Linked DNA regions of Homo sapiens: region 2 is linked to region 1. Evidence: chromatin contacts called from ENCODE Hi-C or POLR2A ChIA-PET data. All regions are on one chromosome and are shown on one strand. The core of a region is the stretch at or near the end of the contact, and the rest is flanking DNA. Distances in the headings are between cores, read along the strand shown. Region 1 has its middle 78 kb from the start of BDKRB2. Region 2 has its middle 26 kb from the start of BDKRB2.

Region 1 (3,274 bases), core at 386-2,885:
TACGCTATGGACACTGATGCTTACATCTTCCACACAGGAAGTATGCAATTTATGGATATGCAGCTGGGTTAGCAATCCATCCAAACAAGTTCTGTTCATCGGTATGTATGGATTCAGGTGTTTCATGTGTGATACCTAATTTTGTTTACACAACAGCACTGAAAGACAAGCACATTATATTAGCATTTCCTGCATAATAAGCTACTCCAAAACTAGTGACTTTAAATAAACAACCACTTATATAGCTTACCATTTGGCAGGTAGACAGTTTGTATTGGGCTCAGCTAGGAGATACTTCTAGCCTTACCTGGGTTCACCTTTGCCTTTGTACCCAGTGCTGGGTTGACTGGAGGCTGGCTGATTTAGAATGGCCTTCCTTGGAATGGTTCCTTTCAGTTCCACGTGTCTCTCATCCTCCAGCAAGCCAGGCCAGATTTCTCGCATGGCAACTGGGCAGAGTTCCAAGACAGACATGTGCAATGCGTCTCCTAGAACCTAGACTCAGAACCAGCACCTATCATTCCATTGACCAAAGCAAATTAAAAAGGAATGGGAAATGGACATCACTTCTTGATAGGAGGAACTGCAAAGCCCACTGCCAGTGGTGAGCATTTGGGGAGGAGTGGAAGATTGTGACCATTTTTACAATTGACTACAATTATTATCTCCATTTTATGTAAAGAAAAACCAAGATTCAGAGAAGTTAAGTAACTTTTATAAGGTCACACAGCCAATGAATTACAATGAGCTGCTGGGCTTTGATTCCAGCTCATTTCTACAAGAAAATGTGGATCCTCATTTTAAGGAACTTATGGTATTTTATGCTGCTTAATCCATTCTTCCTTCCCTCTATAATGTTACAGAATCAACAGATCAGGGGATGAAGGAACAGAAAGTTTATGAGCAGTAGATATTTCTGAAATGATTTCAAATGTGACAGATTATTTCCTGAGATATAAACAGAAAAGAAATTCACTTCCTTTTGGTGGCATCGGCGGCTGAAAATGTCCCCAGCAGAGATTCCATTTGCCCCCACATTTCCTTATCCTTCATAAGAAGGGAAACATAAAAACGCCAAGCAGGCTCTTGACCCAGAGCTGGCTGAGGATACAGCGCACACATCCATGGTTGCATCTGCAGCGTTTGGGTGCAACCACAGGCAGCTTCAAAGGGAAAAGGAAGGGGAAAAAACCTTCTCTCCGTAGCTAGGCTACCAGTTCCTGTGTAGATTTCTCAAGATTCAGGCAAGAGGACATGTGGAGAACACATATTTAGAAACATCAGGTGGTTGCCAAAACAAGCCAATTTAGAACTGAGCGTGACAAATGCACATCTGAGGTTGAATGTCACCTGGGGAACCCACTGTTTCTGAGATCTCCACAATGGGGTGGGGTGAAGCACAGTGGAGAATGTGCTCACTGAGCACCCGGTCAGCCTGGGTGGGGTGGGCACAGCCCGGTTGCTACAGGACATGGGGCAAGGCATGGCATCCTTGGAAATACACACATATACATTGACATTGACAAAAGGAGGAAGTGACAAGGAAAGAAATGTGGAAACCATTAGAGCTGAAAATTTTGTCTCTAAATGTGCTTATGTGGAAGAGCTAGACAGAGTTGTTTACTGTTGCCTCTGCAAATTTGAATGGGTTGATTAGATCCTTCTTACCAAAGTAAATGGAGTGCCACGGTGATCTCCAAACTTGCCCAACTCTAGGCGGCACTCAGCTGGAACGTTTGTGCACAAAACACCTGCGCCTGTGTCAGGAGATTCTGATTCTGTAATAGGTCAGGATGGGGCCCAGGAGTCTGTGTTTCCCAAGAGCTCCAGGCAGCTGTGATTCTCAGGCAAGCATGGATATACCAGCGTGCAGCTGTGCAGAGCTTCCCAGCTAAACACACATAGAACATCTCTGGGGGAGGGGAGTGCTCTCTTCTTGGTGGAAGGCAACATACTCAAGGACTGGTCAGTATCTTAGCACAATTCTAGTAGGTGTGATGTTCCAAATATGTAGCTACAATAGGGTACAGTCTCCAGCCCCTGGGGTCCCTGTTCTGCCAGGCGTCTGCCCTTTGCACAGTTACTACACTTTGGGAGAGTCTGGGGCACTCTGGGGCAGCAGGATAAGGCTAGAGGCCTCCACAGACTTAGGGCCTTGGTGATATATCACCTAAAAGGAAGAACTCCAACATTCAGTACAGCTAGATGGGGGCATCCCTCTGAATGGCAGCACTGCCTGAAATACATTCACTGGGCACCATTTAGGAGGTTTTTGAGGTTATAGAAAAAGCCTGATATTTGGAGTCCCAAATCTGTGTGTTCTCACACAGGCACTAGCATGTACTATGTGATGCCGGCTCTGTGGAAGCTTCAGTTTCCCTGTCCCCAAAGGATGGAGATGATGCGTCTTCGTTCATAAGGTCACGGTGAGTGTCTAATAGACAGTGGAGCCCCAAGCACTTTCATCAGGTCTAAACCAGTGTACAAGTGTTGGTTTCTTTCTTCCCATCATGAAATTTAAAGACATCTCAGGTGCCTCCATGTATACATTGTTTGGGATTTTTGTTTTGTTTTTTTCCAATCTGTGAAATGACTTAAGAGTTCACAAACAGATCCATAATCCCTTATCTGAAAGTCCAAAAGCTTCAAATTCCAAAAGACTTCCCATATTTGGTGGGACAATCTGACCTCCCTGAGTTTGTTTCCCAGCTAAACCTAACATGAGGCTTTTCATGGTTTGTGTTTGTCACCTGCTTATGGTTTTCTCCAGAGATACTAGTGTGTTGGGCTTTGGGGTGCTTTCCAAACTCCCCTAGGGGTGTTACATAATGCAAGTTATATGCATACATTATAAGATATGAAAGTCCTGAATTCTGGAATAATCTGGTCCCAGTGGTATCAGAGAAGGGAATGTGGACCTGTCACTCCCCCACTAAAAGTTATGGAATTATTAGCTTTAAAGGGAGTCTTGAGGATCACTGTACGCATGTCAGGAATCTTCTACCGCATCTCTTATAGACATCTTCTAATTGCTGTTTGAAATCTTCCAGAACCAAGGACCTTACTGCCTAAGTCCCAGACACTCATTCCATTGTGGATCACTTCTTCAAAGGACTTCCAGCATCTGCACCACTGCAAAATAAAAACACGGAGAAAAATGCCATTAAAGGTACTAAAATATAAAGCTGTTCTCCTCTCTCTCTCTCTCTCTCTCTCCCTCTCTGTCATGGAATTTTTTTTTTACTTGCTATTTAACTTTGTAAGCAAAGAAAAA
Region 2 (3,274 bases), core at 474-2,973, 52 kb after region 1:
CAGGCCCTGGGGGCTCAGCTTCCATTCCAAGTGCCTGTCCAGGAATTTATTTCCAAGACATACAATGCTCTTATTGAAAGAAATTTGGAAAGCAGTTTTGTCCCTCTGCGAAAACAATGTGGTGTCGTGGTCAGGGGTACAAACTCCGGGATCACGCCACAGCAAGGAGCTGAACCTTCCTGAGCCTTGATTTCCTAATCTAGACAATGGGGGTGATAATACCACAGTTGACATTTTCCAGCACTTTTCTTGGGCTTGGCACTAGGCCAAGCACTTTATAACCATCATCTTAGTTAATTCCAACATTAGCCTTACGAACTGGGAATTACTCTCACTGATCAAAGGATAAAAATGAAGTTCAATGAGTTTAAATAACTTGCCCACCATCTCCTGGTTTTTAGTTGGCTGAGCTAGGATTCCATGGCGGGTCTTTTTCACTTTGAAGCCTTTGCTCTTAAACTCTCTGCACCATACAGAGTCAGGAGCCCTCGGAGCACCTGCTGGCTCTGCCACTAACTTGACCCCCCTCCCCTTGGGCCTCAGTTGCCCAATCTGTAAAATGTAAAAAAGGTCCCTTCCAGCTCTATCTCAATTGAATTTTTGAAAATGGCAGTCTTGGCCTTGAAAGAGTTAACACAGATGCATGTGAGTCAAAAGTCCCTTCTTACTCTGCTTTGTCCCAAGTTTCCTAAGATAGCTTTGAAGACCAAAAGTGCATAACGGCTTAAGCTTGAAGGCAGAGTTTAGGAGGAGGTGAGCGTGCAAATAGCCACTGCAGTTCTTCTGGAAGGCCAGTACATTATCCCTAAATATTGCTTAACTTTTTATAGTGTCCTATTTTATCAGTGATGAGGCTTCCACCATGAAATCACAATATTAGAAACCGACTCAGAGAGCACTTGGGTTTAACAGAGAAACAGGCAGGGGAGGGGGGTTTCCTGAGGCCGCTCACATGCCAGGCTTCATCACAAGTTCAGTACACGGAGGGGAAGCTCAGGTCCTGAGAGGGTGGGGCGTACCCTGCTCCACCCACACACAAATCGCGGCAGAGCCAGGACCCTGAGCAGATCTTTGAGCCCAGGGCGTTCCTTCCGAGAGCTCCTCTGCCAGTGCCTGTCCTTTCTCATCTGTGTTTTTCCAGAATTTCTTAAACAACACTGGGGGATGAGGGGGGCTGCCCAGTGACCAGGGCTCTGGGCCCTACCTGGCTTCAACCTGAGCAACTTTGTTTTTATCAATCTAAGATTTTGTTGGAAAAAGGCTTTGGTTGCTTACAAAATTTTTTAAAGTTTATGTTCCAGCCTGGGTAACATGGCCAGACCTCATCTCTACAAATAATTTAAAAAAAAAAAATTAGCCAGGCATGTTGGCTCTTGCCTGTAGTCCCAGATACTAAGGAGACTGAGGAAAGAGGTCGAGATTGCAGTGAGGTATGATCGCTCCACTGCACTCCAGCCTGGGTGACAGAGCCAGACCCTGTTCCCCTGACAAAAGCAGTTTGGAAATGCAGCTACACTTTCCACATTCATTTTTTTTCTTGCTCCTAAATTGATTTCAGCAAAAAATGGAAGCTCCCTGACACCAGGAATGCAGAGAAGGGAGACATACAAAGCAGCTCTGCATTTGGGGCAAGGAATTCAATTGCGCTGTAGCAGTGTGAGTGTGTTTGTGTGTGATATGTGTGTGCATGGGTGCACGTGTGCATGCCCCACACCCACTCACAGCGAGTCAGGGTGACAGGTTTTGCACAGACATCCTGATCCTTGCTAAGAGGTAACCACAGCTGGCACCCATGGCCTTGTTTATGCTCCCAGATGCTGAGCAACACAAATGATAAATCCAAGCAAGTTGTTTGCCTGCAGAGTTCCCGGCCTGCTCCAAAGTTGCAGCTGGGGGAAACCCACAGGGCTCTAGACCCACCCGTGCAGGTAGAGCCCTTCCATGTGCTTGAAGATGGCACAGCGGGAAAGTCCCAGCAGCCAGGCCATCTGGTGGCTAAGAAATGAAGTTCCAGACAGAGCCCTGGGTTGGACACAGTCTGGTCTCAGATCAGACCTTGGTCTCTAGACCCCTGGCATGTCCTGGGCTTCAGCGGCCTTCCCCAGATGTCTTCCGGAGCCCTCAACTTCATGTTCACCCAGCTACAACCATCCCTCACCTCAGTGAGCTTCTGACTCTGTTCCAGCGCACACCTAGGCCAACAGGAAGCCACCCAGACCCCACGGCATGATGTGCGAAGCCCTTCATAGCCTGGGCCCACCAGGAAGGCACTCCATCAATTCACTCCTGACTTTATTCCTGAATTCAGGGATACACAAATGCATGATCCAGGATCTGTCTCCCCTCTGCGCCATCCAGAGCCTTGCCAGCACTTGGCAGAAAGGAGGTGGGATCAGAGCTGATGGAGAATAGAATAAATAAAAGAACCAATGAAATATGCAAGAGTCCACTGAACACTATAAAGAACTGAAATCATAAACGAAAGAAATTATTACTATTAGGAAGAATGTGATTATCACCTGCCCCACTGGGCAACTTTTTTGGCCCTGTGACAGGGCTTTATGGAAATAAATAATTTAGCTTTAAGAAAATCAGTCAACCAATTTTAGAAAGTAATGACACCTGTTTTCTCATTGTAGAAAACTTTGAAAACATGATGACAAGATTAGTCACATATAGTCCAAACAACCAGATATAGCCCAATGACACTGGGTGTATTTTCTTCCAGTCTGCTAGGCAAGTGTGTGAATGTAAAAAGTAATGTAAGTGGGATGAAATTGCATACTGTTTTATATCCTGTCATTTTCAGGTAATATTTTGCTGTTTATACTTTGCTATGTTTTGACCCCTGAAGTCAGGTTCCAGCATCCCCACTTTCTGGCTCTGTGACCTTGGGCCATTCATTTCACCTTGCTGAGCCCCTATTTCTCATCTCAGAAATAACCACACTCTTACTGGAGCCAATATCAATTTTCTCCTCTTTGTGAACATATTGTTAAACTATATTTCCCAGCCTCCTTTGCAGCTAGATGAGGCCACATGACGCTCTTCTGGCCAATGGGATGTAGGAGGAAGTGATGTATGCCGCTTTTGTGCTTGGCTCATAGAATCTCCCACCAATGGTCCTCCAATTTCCCTCCTTACCCTCCAGGGCCCCCATGCTATTGAGTTGCACTAAGGCATTCAGGAAACCATGAGATGGAAGAGCCACCAGCAGGACCCAGGATGGAACAGATCTGGGTCCCCATGTCAGACCCTGGAGAGGGAGCCAAGT

Evidence for each region. Hi-C counts contacts between places; a loop is a spot of excess contacts on that map. ChIA-PET counts read pairs that join two places held with the same protein, here RNA polymerase II (POLR2A). Pooled maps may share reads with other maps.
Region 2: a loop to region 1 is called in a map of naive thymus-derived CD4-positive, alpha-beta T cell, with 3 times the contacts of the local background. The contact joins two enhancer-like sites. A Hi-C loop is called at or near these places in 2 of 168 maps with a recorded cell type or tissue (IMR-90 and naive thymus-derived CD4-positive, alpha-beta T cell), 2 of 37 single-sample maps with no recorded cell type and 9 of 50 pooled maps. POLR2A ChIA-PET finds 5 or more read pairs at or near these places in 6 of 52 experiments (A673, AG04449, AG04450 and 3 more).

The regions. Positions count from the first base shown.
Region 1 is chr14:96,125,301-96,128,574 of GRCh38, forward strand. No RefSeq gene overlaps it. Among named protein-coding and RNA genes, the nearest start is that of BDKRB2, 78 kb to the right of the region's middle. RefSeq lists an enhancer at 1,070-1,239. Within about 2 kb of position 1,636, at least 4 of the 41 ENCODE cell types and tissues checked have a DNase peak (open chromatin) inside an H3K27ac peak, as active enhancers do.
Region 2 is chr14:96,177,153-96,180,426 of GRCh38, forward strand. No RefSeq gene overlaps it. Among named protein-coding and RNA genes, the nearest start is that of BDKRB2, 26 kb to the right of the region's middle. Within about 2 kb of position 1,724, at least 4 of the 41 ENCODE cell types and tissues checked have a DNase peak (open chromatin) inside an H3K27ac peak, as active enhancers do.